2 separate regions of the Mus musculus genome follow, and region 2 is linked to region 1. A link is a loop called in an ENCODE intact Hi-C map of the cell type or tissue named here. Cell type or tissue: left cerebral cortex. All regions are shown on one strand.

Region 1 (8,000 bases):
TAACCCAGGAAAACCCCACATTCTTGAAAACAGAAGTTTTAAGTGCAGCGAACTCCTCAACTTCAGATTCATAGTGCAGAAAACAGTTCCTCTCTTCATGCTACCAAGCTCCTTACCTCCTGGTTAAAAGGTCAGTATTTCCTTCCCATCTCTTGTCATGTTTCTCTGGGTGGGCATGCCTGCATATGAGGTCAGAAGTCAACACTGAGACAGATTCTCTCACTGAACCTGAAGCTCGCCATTTGGGCCAGACTTCTAGCCAGGGAGATGCTCAGATCCATGTGTTTCCACCCCAGCTATGCTGGGTACGCAGATTTGACTTGGGTCCTCATGCTGCTCCAACAAGCACAGTACCAACTGTGCCAGTCCCCATATCCTACCAGCTCATTTTCTTTTAACACCCTACAATGATGGCAGCCATATGCTATACAACTGAACAAAGAGGGAGGGGAGATGCTTGAAGTCCAGGCTCCAGAAGAATGGTGGGTTTGTTTGTTTTTCCTTGCTTGCTTTTAGCTTGCTTTGGGCCTCCATAGGCTGGGGCTTTAGCAGAGTTAGAGCCACATTATTCCCCTAGTCAGTAGATATACCTGAGTGTCTTGATGTATACTCCGAAGGCACTGGGAATAGGCAGAGTTAAAAATAACTACTGAACTAACAATACAGTAATTGTGACTAAATAAACTGGAATTAAATAAATTATTCCAATGGTTTAAATTCTCCAGAGTCTAAGCTGCAACGAAACCCCTTAACAAGACAGCTGGGCACAGGAGGAAAGACGCTGGAAGATATGCACAAGTTAGCTAGAGGTCAAAAGGTATAGTCCTCCTATGGTACTTATCACCATCTTCACCCTAAGATCAGTGAGGTGGTCCCCTAATCCTTAACTCACACCACTCATAACTAGGAAATGCTTTTGGAGAACCTATTTTAGAGCACGAGTTTTGACAAATGATTCAATCCTACAGTGGAACTCTTGGAAACAATGAGTTCCATGGAACACAGGAAGCCTGTATTGGGTGACAGCACCTCTGGGAAGTTAATCTCTCTTTGGGCTGTATAAGGGTCCTTTTCAGATACACAAGCCTGAGAAAAAACCCAGGGCTCAAACTCTACACGGGGCTAAACTTTGTGTCACTTTGAAATACCTTACATAGAGGTGGGAGTGGAAGAGAGATAAGGGGTGGGGAGGGCTAGCATGTCTTATAAAGTTCAAGACTGAGCAGCTAGCTATACAGGTGTTGGTGAAGTCACTGAAGTGCGTTGACACAAACTGTTCTCATGTAATAAAAGCACAGAGCTACTAGCCCCTACGACCTGAGATTCAACTTCCAATGTTGCCAGCCTAGAGACCAAAGCTTTAACCCATGGACCTTTGGGGGACACTTCCATATTCCACTTATATACACAGTGTCAAGCCAACTTGAAACAGAGCTTAGACCAAGCGTGATTTGCAGTGCTATTTGCTATCACACAACTGAACAAATGCCTACAACTGTGCAGTACATATTTTGAACAGAAATCTTAGTGTATGATTTTAAATAATTAAAACCTAAAACATTGTTACAGAAGTTATGTTAAAAAGAATTTCAAATTAGGATAACATTTACTAACTTCTTAACAGTACCTTGAGAATTTGGGGATGAGAAATGTGTGTTCTTGAGCTTTTTACGTTTAAATAGAAAGATATTTCAAGATATGCCCTCAACTACATATTTTGGTGGGGAAACTTACCATCAATGAACCAGAGAGAAAATATTGGTAATATTGGTAATACATCATTTTGGAAAGAGAGATCCAAGATGGATTGAGCCCAGGTGTGTGGTGTTGCAAGAAGGTCATATTGTATAGGGATACTGTATATATCTTAAAATACAGTCACAATTTGGAGTCAAGTTAGGACTACAAGAATCAAATCTTGAGTGGAATACATCACTACTTGTAACACATGCAAACATTCATGCTCATTTCTTCTTTAAGAAAACTAAGATATATATGAATTACTGACAACTCTGAGAACTAGCATTATTCGGAGCAAAAGTAATACATTAATGAAAATGGAAACAACAAAAAAGGAAGCTGACGTAGTAATCAGACGGGAGAGGCACATCAATACTCTGGTAGTAGAATGAAAGCAAGGGGCCTGAAGCGACCAAATTTATAAGCTGGCCAAAGATGTGGGTATTCAGACACACAGCAGATGGGCACAGGATCTGAGTACAGAAATAAGAGTAGCTGATTAATTCTGCTGTTTCTGATTGAATTTGCTCTTTCTCTAGGGATTTAGAGCTGCTTAGAGTAGAATGGAGACTGAGAGACCAACTACTTTTGGGGACAGCTCAATGTCATTTTCAGCACCCTGACAGATGGTTACCAATCTTAGCTTGAGCCATTCCATCCCTTTCAGGGTCTCTGGGACCCAAAGCTTCCTTATATTTAGATGACATTCCCTAACATAAGCCATCCTAGGCCAAGCCAGCTGGTGCACAGCTCGTACCTGCGCATCTCAGCAGCTATTCTGAAGTCACCTGGAAGAATCATTTTTCTCCTCTTTTATGTAACCAATTTCTAAATTTTGAAATTTCCCATTCTTCTCAGATTTTGTGACTTTACAGTATTATAGTGTCCAATCTGTCCGCTTGTTTCCTAAATGGCCTGTTTTTCACATTCTAGCCGTGTCCTGGCTACTTCTATTTTGTCAGATCTGTTTTTTAAAACACCTAAACCAAGTAAGTATTCTCACCTGCTAAATCAGGAGTGCTTCTCTCTGTAAATAGGGCAAATAATCTATTAAAATTATCACAGTTTTTTCTTTCTTTCTTTCTTTTTTCTTTTTTAGTAGACAGATGGTCCATATTTGTGGTCATGTGGTAGCAAGTTACTGTTGTATAACAAATGGCCCCAAAATTTAACAACTTAAACACTTATCATCATTGTTTCTGATTTAGGCATGTTTTGGGTGGGCTGTTCATTGTCATGTGTATGTTAGGGTGTTGGTTGGAACTCTAGGGCCTGAAGATTGATGGAAACTACATGACAGCTTCTAAGCCATTTTAAGAGTAAGAAAGCAGACCAGAGAAAAGTGTACATATCCATAGACATTGACAGACATAGATATATAGTGAGGATCAAGAGAGAAAGGGGTACGGTAGAGTAGTGCTATCCATCTACCCATCCACCCACCCACCCACCCATCCACCCATCCAGTCATTCATTCCCTCAGCATCTTCCAGATGTTTTGAGTCATTCCAGTAGAAGCACTAGGCACTAAGATGAACAAAAGGTTTCTCATCCATACTGACCCTACAGACCACAGGGTGCCATGACAAAGGGAAGGGGAATGAAGTTGGACATGAACTGAACTGGCATGGAGACACCTGATATAATCAAAGTTACATCACTTGATATACCTGGGCTTTCAGCTATAGCTCCCTTGCTCTTGGTAAGACAGAAACAAGGGCAGGGAGGCCACAGCAGGAAAGGAAAAGCAAATCTTTTAAGTTCCAAAATCTTTTTAAAAATTTAGTAAACAGCTGCCAGTAGATCCAGCTTTTGCAAACTCCAAACCCAAAATAATAATAATAATAATGATAATGATAATAATAATAATGTAAGAGTCAATTTTACTGCCCTAAAGATCCAAGAGCTCAAATGACCAGGCTGCAGGGCTAAGGCATCAGGGTGAATGCCCTACTTTCTATCCCAGGACCCAGCTTGTCAGTGGGAAAAGGGATAAGCTCTACCAGATGATAGATGCCAGCCTATTTTCTACTTTCTCTTAGAAGCAGCAATCTTTGAAAGCAAATGTCCATCTTCTTCTACCCATTTACATACATTCTTAGCAGTGTGATGGATAAAGATCAACCAAGTTACCATGTCTGTGTTTCTCATGGTGCCAGGGTTAGTGCACAGACTAATGGCTAGAGCCAGCTGGGACTGGATAACTGAGTGAACCAAGACTGCATCTGTTCCATAGACAATCATGAACTGGATAAAGGCAGACACGTGCGAAGCCTCTAGCCAGTGGTCCAAGGTCAGGGTGGCTGAGGACTGACTGGGCCAACTGGGTCATCAGTACAACAGCAGTGCATAGGTGAAGGGCACAGAAGTAAACTCGTAGCCACCATGCAGGAGTGACAGGCAGGAGGCTGTAGTTAACTGGCAATGCGTTATGAAGATCAAACCAAAGCCCGTGAGCCCTTGCACACACAGGACACAGGGAATCCTGAGAGTGCAGCTAGGTCATGCCATGTTTGCCTTCAGAACTCCCACGCTAGCTGAGTGCACAGGAAGAGCATGGGCAGGGGCTGACTCTGTGAGGATTGATTCAGACTGATTATCATTCTCTTGTCTTTCCTAGTGTCACACTGTTGTTCCTAGTCATGCTCGAATCTGTGCCACACAAGGAAAGTGTCTTTCCTCAGACTGTAGAAACCAGCCCTCAGCAGAATCAAGGCATACGAAGTAAAACTCAGTACAATTGAAATGTAGTATTAACACCCCAGGCCTTAATAACAAACCACAACTAACTGATTCAGTATTTAACATATAGAAATGCCTCCCCCATGTGTATGTGCCTACTCAGTATTCCTGACAGTTATTAAGAACTTTATGTGGAACTGGGGAACAGGTTAATATTTATACAACATGGTGACTCATACTGCTGCGTGCAGCCGCCCTCTGCTGGAAATGGGCAGTGGTTTCAGGGCAGCCACTGCAGCCAGGCTGTGTGGGTGGCTTGATGCTTCTAGAATCTTCCTACTGCTTGCTCTTCAGATCCACAGTGATTCTGTTACCCATGGAAACCTCGTAATCAATACCTTCCTCTTTCTATGTACTGAACAGAACAGCTCAGCTGAGTACTTCTGTAAAAAGATCTTCAGTGGGTCAGAGTAGGTGCCCTGAAGGCAGACTGTGACTGCCGGAGTTGAATCCAGCTGGTACACTGACCCCTGCCTTGACTTGTGGGGAGCTGCTGAGCCTTTGTCTTTCTTCATGGGCAAACGGCCAATCTACTAAGAAGCCTGCACACACAGCTGCAGGCTGGCTAAGGCTCATAAAAGCCCTGCATATCATAGTTACTCTACAAGGATTTGTTTTATAGGGTTTCTATATTGCAACAACCAAATAACTGACTGAGAGTGTCTGAAAAACTTTTCAATAATGAGCACCAGCAAGTAGGAAATCCTGGTTATAAACAAATAAAACAGTTGTCATTAAGTAACTTTGAATTTGGCTGATGCATACACGAGGCAGATTTCTTCAAGGACAAACATTTGTGTCTATAATCTCTGGTAAAAGTGGACCAACCTGGCTTCAGGCATGTTTTATTTATTTAAAAGATTTAAAATTATTTTATGTGTATCTGTGCGTTGGCTGGATGTATATCTGTGTACCACACACATGCATGTTGCCTACAGTGGCCAGAAGAGGGTTTCAGATCCCCTGAAACTAAGGTTACAGACAGGTATGAGTTACTATGTGGGTGTTAAGAACTGAACCCAGAACCTAGGAAAGAGCAGTCAGTGCTCCTAATCACTGAGACATGCTTTCGGCTCTTCAGGTGTTTTTCATGGGCTGGTCACACATTAGAGAGGCTGGGTAACTAGCATTTTGAATATTTTGTTGTATTTAAATGTTTATAAAGTGAGAAATAATGGAAAGGATTAATTACCCTTTAGTACAATTATCCACCAGTTTTTTAAAAAAGAAAGCATTACCCAGGGAGGCAGGGTGGTGCTCTTTGCTTGCACCACCATCTCGTCCTGGAGATCTTAATCGATTCTTGAAAAGGGAATGAACACCCTTTGCTATCTGCATCCTGGCTCAGTTATTAAGAATGAAGCAAGCTTACTCCCTCCTTTTCTGTACTTAGGGGTTATTGTCCAAATGTGGTTTAGGAATTGATGGAATTTGCCTCGGAAGTAAACTGTGGTGGACCTGGCACCACCCATCCTCCCCTTCAGGAGTTCCATTTAGTTTTTCTGGCCGTGCACCTGCTCCGAATAGCAAGGGAAGTGACAAAACTTACCAAGCCGAACCTTGACATCAAACTGGAAACATTAAGAACAACAAAAAGTCAAGGCAGTGAGGCACACTCCTGCCAACCCTTCCAGGCAGTGAGATACACCTTAAATCTATCCTTGGCCCTTCTTTGGAGAGTCTCACTTAACTCTGACAGGGTCCCTGGCTTCCTCCTACTTATCAACCACAGCTTGTCAGTGCCAAAACTCACCTCTATTCCTTAAAGAGCACTTGTCTGCTTGCAACACAATAAAGGATTCACAATGAGAAGGGCAACATTTATTCATTCAACAAATATTGATGACCTGATGGGGCAGATAACTGAGCTAGTCAGCGCGTAGGTAGCAAACATAAGGCTATAGTACCCCAGCTAATGGTCTTCCCACATGTCACTGAAGGAGTGTCAGTTCTCAGCATTTTACCTTTAATTTTAATTTTTACCTCTAAATGCGCTTTAGGAGGCTACCCACAGCTGATGACAAACAGTGTAGCCAGGCATGCCAGAACTGTTACCAGCAGAACTTTTGGCCGACTGTAGCTGGCAGTGTTCTCAGTAGTGCAGTTCATGCCTGGTGGGTGTAACTAGGGTATAACGAAGTCACTTTGAACTCTTTTGCTAACTAAATAAGCCAAATAAACAAATCATGAAATACTGATTAGCAATGCAATATTTCATGGCATGGGAAGAGCTTCGACTTCTCCATCGGTGACAAGGAGCAGCTTCTGGAAGGAAGGTCTGGAGAAAACAACTGACGGGGAGCTCCGAGGAGCCCTGAACACGTCACTCAACAGCACTGGCGTTGACACAGCTGCTGTGGTCCAGCAGTCACTCAGTGGAGAGTGGCAAAGGGTGGGCAGGCAGGCAGGCCTACTTCTTCATCTCCAGGATGGCACTTCCAGGCCCACGGTTCTTAGCACTACAGATGTTGCAGTATTGTGCAGGAGCATTCTGCAAACAGTTTAAAAACATGGGTTAAAAAATGTCTACCTTTACATTCAGAAATGTGATTCTGTCATCATCCAGGGAGCCGAGGGCTCTGAAGTGATGGAGCATCGTTCCCGGCTCCGTAGAGGATGCTTTAGCTCAGACAGGACACATGCTTCTATGACTCTGCAGCTCAAAGGACACAAGCGAGGCGGTTAGACCGCTCAGTTAGTGAAGTACAAACATGAGGGCCTGAGTTCAAGCCCCAGAACCCATGGTCTAAAGGCCAAAAAACCAAAACCAAACCAAACAAAAATACATGTGGTGGCACATGCTTGTAACCTCAGTGCTGTCCCATGTAGTCATGGATCCTTGGGCTCTGGTCAGCCAGCCTAGACTACATGCTGAGTCCTCGGTCCCAGAGAGCAGACCCTCTTGCAAATGGACATCTCCAGGGAAAGGACATCTGAGGTAGTCATCTGGCCTCTACATGTATGTACAAACACATGCACATGTACACACAAATGCAAAAAAGGGGTGCAGTGGGGGGCATCACAGTAGAGCCAGCTTTGTCTGGCCAGGATAACAGAATCATGCCACACAAGGCAGGCCAAAAACCCTCCACTGATTTCCAAGTGTTTTCTAACACACAGCCCACTGCTCAGGCGTCATCAAGCCAATAGCATGAGTTCACACAAGTGGGTATGCTTTTATGTGAACTATAGTACACTGCATCTGTCACATTTGAAAAGTAAACAATATACTTATGTGATAAAAAAAAAAAGAAAGCTGGCTTCTGAGAGGACTCCTTTTTTTTTTTTAGTTTGTTTTCTATGCTTTATTTAGTTTGTGTGTCTTTTTTTTATTTAATTTTTTTATTACGTATTTTCCTCAATTATATTTCCAATGCTATCCCAGAAGTCCCCCATACCCTCCCCCCCCCACTCCCCTACCCACCCACTCCCACTTTTTGGCCCTGGCGTTCCCCTGTACTGGGGCATATACAGTTTGCGTGTCCAATGGGCCTCTCTTTCCAGTGATGGCCGACTAG
Region 2 (8,000 bases), 260 kb before region 1:
CCAAACAATACCTGAGAAGCAGCTTACCAATTATTTATCATTTGTAGATGTAGTAATAATTTTAATAACTGTAGATGTGGACATAATTTGATAATTTAACAAACACACACACACACACACACACACACACACACACACACACACACACACCTTATTTAAAGAAGATGCCATGAGCCAAAAACTAATGAAAGTATGTTAGAGTAGAATTTTGACATATTTATTTTTCTTAATTTTATAATCACCCAAGGACTTTGTTTTTTAAGTAAAAGATCAATCATGCTCATTTAAAAAAATTGCATCAAAGGTAGGTAAAACTTTTATTGCTTTCATATTTAATAATTTATATAGCAATTCTGATAACACTGACTACTTGAAGGTTTCTAGTTTTAATGTTATACACTGTGAGGAAGATCTGTTGGGCTTGTGAGTAACCATAAAAACTATCCATTTAAATTCTAAGCTGCTCTTTTTATTTATGATATCTCTGGTGAGATTGGAAAGCCTGGTTTTATATACTATTTCATTATGAAAACTTTCAAATAGAAAACTGAAAAGAACTGTACAGTAGACATCAAATATCTACCTTGCAAATAAGTTATTTATTTACTCATGCATGTTTATATGGCCCATGTGAGAGGAGTGGCAATATGTTTTCATAAGCGTGTTCCCAGTTCTTCTGGATATTTCATGTCGCTATGTTTTGATAATGCCTTCTGCTCTCTTCCGATTGGTCAGTTTCTGACTTGGAGGTGATGTTATAGTATGCATGGAAGCGCAGGACTGTTCGAGTAACTGCTGACCTTGTTTAGAGAAGGGTGAGTGCGAAGCAGGCCTCACTGTTATTTACTTGCAGGACTTTTAAAGCTTTGAATTACATTTTTAACAATATATTTAGATATTATTGTCACTAGGTTTGCAGTTGTATGATGTTTTGATAAAATATATTCATTGTACATAGTAACGAGTCTCACGGATTTTTTTATTGGTATATCATTATTTGGACCATGTTTGCATATTGGCCTTCCTATTCTCCCCCATCTTCTTTATTCCCCTTTCTTTCTCTAAATAGTTTCATGTCTTCATTTTCAGATCTACAAACAATATACTTATCACATAAATAATCTTACACACATCCACCTGAGACAATTTGTCTCTTGCTGATTGTGATTTCTTATAATCTACCCTCAAGGATTCTTTCAATTAGGCAACTTCCACTCAACATGACATGCCTCATCTCGAGGATCAGCAATGGTCCAGGAGTTGGACCTTTCCTTTTGGCCTTCCAATTTGTTAACTTCACTAAAGTTTCTTTCTGTGATGGGAGATCCTCAGTGCCTGCTCCTATCATTAATCACTTCTCTACAAAATTTCTCCTCCTCGGCACCACTCAACTCTTAATTCTAACTTTGCATTTTCTTCCCTTAAAGCGCACTCTTCCACCTAACATATAATGACTTCCTCTCAGCGACGTCATCTTCAATTGCACTGCAAGAAGACAGCTTAAAACTTTTCTCCCCGTATTTTGAAGAATACTTTTGTAATCTGTTATCTAAAATGAAACACTATCTTGTAAGCAATCCCTTTCTTCTTTTGTGTTGATTTATACGCCCTATGTAGCTTTCAAACTGTTTCTATCTTAATTAGTTACTTCAAATTCAGTGATGTCTCAATACCTCCTGAATGTTAGAAATGTTTGGGTTTTTTTATTTGTTTGTTTGTTAGGTTGATTTTGTTGTTGTTGTTCTCCATTTTGCGTCCCATCTGGAGACTTCCAGGTGCCCTTTCAGGTTATTTTCTTGATTAATGACTGATGTAGGAATGCCAAGAACACTCTGGGTGGTGGTTCTAGGTTATAAATGAAATCAAACTGAGCAACTCATAGGAAGCAAGGAAGTAAGCAGCATTCTTCTGTGGCCTCTGCTTTAGTTTCTGCCTGTAGGCCCCTGCCCTAATTGAGGTCCTGCCTTGACTTCCCTCAAGGATGGACTGTGATTGTGATATGTAAATCAGATAAGCCCTTTCCCCAGGATGCTTTGGCTATGGTGTTTATCACAGCAGTAGAAACCATCCAAAGCTGGAATTCATCAAGTTGTTGCTGAGAGGCCATTTCTCCTCCATCAGTGAATTGAGCTAATTGAAACCAGATTAGATTAGACTAAAGGCGGGTTTATTGGGAAGCTGCTTTCCAGTGGACAAGTTCACTGGCCCCAAGGACCACAGCCAGGGAAGTCACCATGAGGAAGGGGTGGGAAGAAAGAAAGAGAGAAGGGGGTATGCTCACAAAAAAAGGAAGAAGAAACCAAAATGCCTGTATTATATAGGGGAAAAAGCCCCTGGGGAAGGGCAGCTCAGCCCCTGGGCTGGGAAGTTCAGAGCTGGGGTATGCCAGGTAGGAACTGAGGGATGCTGGGAGAACTTGGAGGCCAGGGTGGTTTGATATATTAATTACCAAAGCCTCAGACTCTTGCCCTGGTGTCTGAAATCAAACAGATGCATATAATCGCATACTTTGAATGTCCTAAATGTGTGTCAAAGCATGTTCCAACAGCACAGCGTCAAGGCATGGGTGCTGTAGGAAGGTACCTCAGTGCTCAAGCATCCTCTGCCTTGTAGGCTCAGCCAGTGCTTCAGTCACCTCTAAGCTTTCACTTGTGGAACAGCCTCCTGGTTGTAGCTGAAATTTCTAAAATACAGCACTCTAGAAACTTAACTGTTGCCAAAATTCTCTTGCATCATCAATGCTGATTACAATAGAACTGATACAAGTTAACTTTGTTTTTTTTTTTTTTTATCGTGTTTTAGTGTTTTTAGTTTGCTCATTCCATCTTCATGTATGCAATTATCTACACTATCTCTGGCATAAATGACATAATGACAAGTGAAGGTTACAAGAAGTACACATTACAGATTTTAAATAATTGATACATTCTGATAACTGCAGGATGGCTTCTGCTGGAGTCAGAACATGGCAATATTCCTGATGTTTGCTTTATAAAGACAACTGATAGAAAGACTACTGAGTTCTAGGCTTTCTAGTTTATTCTGATTCTAAAGAATAATAATTCTGGCGCACAGAAAGACTACTGACATTTTTATTACATGTCCATCCTATAGCTTGGGTAAGAAGCTGGCTTTGACTGTGAATGCACCATTCTCCATATGCTGTCACAGAAGGTTTGTGTTTATTGCATATTAGTCTGTTAACATCTCTATTATAGCTTATTTCCATTTCCTGGGAGTTAACTAAGATGAAAAGAGCTCAAGGAAGCTTCTCAAGTAGTGAACAGGTTTGGAACTGTCTGTCCAACTTCTGTGCTTTTGTCAAACCAATCTGTACCCAAGATGATAAACATCTAAATTAGAGAGTTCTCTAGCAATCCTTAGAATTTGAGCACAGCCTGCGGTTGTACTAGACCTCAAGCCAGCAATGTGTGAAGAGGTCTTTAAGTATGCTTTCAAACAATTGATATGTATCCTTAGCACTTGGAGTCAGACGTGCTACTATTGTGACATGAGGTCATCCCTTATACACTTGGAATACCATCATCTACATAACTTTTTTTATTTTCTGTACTATTTGGGAACTAGCAATCAATCATATCACAAAGTCTTTCCTCATCAACAGCAAATTTTGCAACAAACAGAAATCAAGAAGAGGTTAGTTGGTGTCCTAGTTAGTTTTGATTGTCAACTTGACACAGCTTAGAGGAAAGCCATAATTGAAGAAGTGCCTGGATCAAATTGGTTTTTTGACATGTCTGTGGAGGCACTGTCTTGATTGTTAATCGATGAAGGAGGAATGAGTCTACTGTTGGCAGTACCATTCCCTAAACAGATGGTCCTGGACTGTATAAGAAAGGTAGCTAAGCATAAAGTTGAACAAACAGGCCAGCAGGCAGTGTTCCTCCATGGTTTCTCCCTCCAGTTTTTGCCTTTAGCTCCTGCTCTGACTTCCCTCAATGACTAAGTGTGACATGGAAAGCTGAGTCAAATAAATCCTTTTCTTCCTTAGGTCACTGTGGTCACAGTAGAATGAAAATAGAACAATTGGGTAGAACTTTCCTACACTACTTTTGGCAATTACCTTCTAGATTTCTCTCTTTAGAAAGTTATGTAGGGAATGGGAAAGTGCAAAAGGCCTTCTGATCTTTGTGGGATTTCTCCATTGCAATACAAACAAGAATGTTTCAATCATGTTCACCAGCTAAGAATTAATGTCATCCCAAAGGTGGAAGTCCCCTGGAGCTCTGTGTTCTCTTTGTCCAGATGAAGAAATGGGATGGAACAAAGGAGTGCTGAAGGTAGGGTTGGAGGTGCACTGCTAGTTCTCTTTGGAGCTGGCTGTGTAAACTTACAGAGGAAATTAGTAAAGGGATTGAAGCAGTGGGAGACCATCACTGCCTTTTCCTTACTGCCCCTAAATGAGGCTGTAGCCAGAGCTCTTAACAGGCTGAAAAATATGGCATTTTATGAATTTTAAATTTTAATTTTAAAGAACTAAAATTAAGGAGTAAATGTTTTCATCAAAGTCTATTTTAAAGAGAAAGTCATAAGGCAACTTGGGTCTTCAAGAGACTATTATAATTTCATAGAGAAGATACTGGTACTTTGACATAGGATGGCAGTTGATACACGTCTTCACAAAATGATATTTAAAACACTGCCTACCACAGTCTCCCTCCAGCAAGATCAAAGGAAGAGTGCCGTCCTAGAAGCTCACATCCTATGGGAGTTTCTGTTGAAGCAGTACCTGGTACTGCAAATCTGATTCACACATTCATGCATTTTCTTCCAAAGAGAGTGACTGGATTTTCCCTTCTTCCTCTGCATCTCACTCAGCTTTCGACCTGTTACTCTAGTCCTTCCTGTAGTCCCATCAGAATCCCTGAGCAGCTGGGTTCTAGTCCAACTCAACCAATTGCTACACTGTTGCCATGGCAATAACTGTTAGAATTAGCTCCACATCTTCCTTGAAAAAATCATCTGCAGAGATGACAAAGTCAATGCATTTATTTTTGTTGTTGTTAACTTGGCTCTAAGCACAGGGCATAGTATGTATTAACGACACTTTATTGCGTTAAAAGTTTCTGCAAGAATAAGTGCCAGAGGGGCTGTCCCATTTTCTGAATTCGCTAAACTCTTCCCTGTTCTCCCATCCTTCCCTTCCCACGCCCCACCTTTGTAGGACTCCATGCTGCCAGTTACTTTTTTGGTTCTTTTCTGCCCAGGACTGCATGGGTTTCCCCAGCTCCAAATGGAGGCTGCTAGGCCCTTCCTTCCTGTCTCTGGGAACCAGGCTGGTAACCTGCTATTCCTGAGCAGGTCTTCTCCTGCTGCTGCATTGATCCAGGGGTGGGACTCTTAGTCCATTTGCCTTCCTCATTTTGCACAGCAGCACTTTATACACTTTGTTATCCACGAGCTTGCTTAATGTTGACATTATCTCTGTTTGCAGTGTGGGTCTTTGGCACAGCCATATCCACTGGAAATGGCGAAAGCTATAAAGCCAGCACAGAGGTTTGACATAGTTCCAGCAGCGATGAGCCAAATGTCCACTCTCACTTTTATGCTTTGGTCTCTGTGTGCTGCATTTTGGGGGGCATTCTGCATTATGATTCATTTTATGTCTCTTCCTAAGAAAATTATGTCTGAGTTCTTTTTGAAGAGTCGTGAAATTACTATCTCTTCTGCTTTTAGGGAAATAACTTTATCTGGCCCTACTTGCAAGTCATCCTCATGCCCTGGAGACTGTGATAAGCACAGATGAGGCCACGAGTCTAGGAATCTTCTCAGGGTATCTTCCCCCAAGCAAACTGAAACAGTATGAATGGGACAGGATAAACATAGAGATACTTGACAAACTCTCACTGGCCAGGAGAATTGGTAACAGATTCATGACTGCTTTTTGTAATATGCTTAGAACTCTCTGAAAATGTACTTTAAAGATTGGGGATCTTACAGGGTACACACCTGGAGGAAAGCGCTCAGTAAATAGGAGCGATCAACTAAAACAACTTTTCCTACTTTATAAGGCTGATGATGAAACAGTATAGGCAAAGGTGATAAGTCTTAGAATTTGCTATTCATAAAAAGACCAATTCACCTATTTGCAGTTTGCCTGGAGTGCTTTAAAACTTCAAATAATACCAGTCTACTATATAATGAACTTTTGCTTTAGTGAAGACATTCTTTAGAATTATTGAACTGGAGCTAAAAAAGCAACAATAAAAATAAAATTTGTTCTATTTGTACTTTCTAATTGTGACTGAACTTATAACCATGAGTATGTAATGAAAAACCAAACACATGTTTAGAAAAAATGATGTAGCCGGTATTTGCTGAATAATCCTTAATTTGTCTTTGTTCTGTGAACCCCGTTTAAAGAAGTCAATTGCTGAAAGATCCCCCTGACCACTGCACCTGACTCACTCCTTATCTCCTCTCAATTGTTAGCAGAGGGACAAAATCCCCACAGGTTTTCCTTGTGCATCAAGGTTAAAAAAAAAAATGTATCTGAGCAGTAGGTGGATCTCCAACCCAGCACAAAAGATATCCATAAATTCCCTCATAGCTTCAAAGCCTGCATGGACTAGATTTTGAAAAAGTGTTTTTTAGATAATAAATATTTATAGATTCATTGGTCTAAAATATATACTATTAGTTCAGTATTGAGCCATTACCAACTTATGAAAGTAAAATCATAAGGAATCAATACATAAATGTCAGAAAGACATAGGAGACGGGATAGTGACCATGGACATCCATTTGGCTTTGAGTTATACAGCTCCATCCCCCAATTTGTAATACTCTACATGGCAGCCTCATTTCATCACCTGCACATACTATGTATAAGCACTCATATCCAAACAATGCACTGAAAGGTCATAGCCTCCTTACACTCCCATATGCACCAGGCTCCATATGTTTCCACTTCTGAACAATGCTATAGGCTTCCCCACCCCTGGTAACAAATCATACATCTATTATTCAAGTGAATTCCAAACCTAGTTAGGTATGAAGACTAGAATGGCCAGTCCGGCTGGAACTAGCTTTTGTTGCATATGTAGTAAGACAAAAGGATCCTCTTTTAGGGTCCATCTTATGGTCTGGTTGATTAGGTTATGCCATTGCTCTACTATGCATGTCCTTTCCCATAATGCATCTGGTTTTACTCATATGAATGACAACTTATGCATAGGCATAATATGCCCTCATGTGTCCTGCTCTCAGTCCTGTCAGTGTATCTCTCTTTAATCTGAACTATCACTTTGCTGTAAATTAATTTATCTTGTTTTGTTTGCAGGTCTGTATGAGACCTCACGTTCTATTGCTTTGGATAAGAGGCCACGGGCCTGGAAACACTCTGTGCATCCCTGACTGCGAGAAGCACAGAGCATGAACAACAAAGTTATCATGGGCTACTTGATCTCTAATGACAGGACGTTTCCAACTGTCTCAGGTGGATCACAGAAATAGGTCTGACTCTCTCCACTGACAACAGAATAATCATGGGATAGTTTTAAAGAGCCACACCATGGCTACATGGCAGTTTCCCTAATGCATAAGTTTGATTATTTGGTATAGTCTCACTGATGATGATGATGATGTCAGAGAAATATGCAGGGCAGCTAAGACCCGGATAGGAAGCGATACATAGGCTCATGGTGAAGACTGAAGGAAGCAGTGGACTGAATGGAAGCGTTAGGGGACAGTGCTCACCACAGCCTCCTCCTTTGGCTCCTCCATCTCTAGCCCAAGGTCCAGCCCAGCAGTAGGTGCAGCAGCAGTGGCAGGAGGCTCTTCGGCTTGGGGCTCTGTAGGTAGAGCCTGCTCAGTTTCAGCCTTGAGTTATTTGGGGGTAAGAAGAAAAGAAACCTCAACATGTGAATAGATGACATTGCAGAATTCTGGACAACCCAGAATCTCCGCATCATTCTGAGCAGGCAGCCAGTTCCACTGAATTCATTCTAGAAAAACGAGTTCTATCATCTAGTGTCACT

What was found. Peaks named below come from ENCODE experiments on the same cell type or tissue, not always from the same donor. Only the 100,000 strongest peaks of a DNase experiment are listed, where the experiment ranks them.
Region 2: a loop joins it to region 1, with 2.6 times the contacts of the local background. A loop is called at or near these places in 8 of 42 quality-filtered maps.

The regions. Positions count from the first base shown.
Region 1 is chr13:18,865,093-18,873,092 of GRCm38, reverse strand. It overlaps Vps41 (VPS41 HOPS complex subunit), which reads right to left. Exons shown (of 29, transcript NM_172120.4): 29 at 6,282-6,973. The coding sequence ends at 6,893. Among named protein-coding and RNA genes, the nearest start is that of Amph, 79 kb to the left of the region's middle. In left cerebral cortex, a CTCF peak has its summit at 4,684 (motif pointing left); DNase peaks (open chromatin) are centred at 2,361, 4,406, 4,697, 4,989 and 1 more place.
Region 2 is chr13:19,124,868-19,132,867 of GRCm38, reverse strand. Amph (amphiphysin) reads right to left here. Exons shown (of 21, transcript NM_175007.2): 17 at 7,720-7,842. Among named protein-coding and RNA genes, the nearest start is that of Gm31887, 65 kb to the left of the region's middle. In left cerebral cortex, no CTCF peak of the experiment used is centred here; a DNase peak (open chromatin) is centred at 4,905.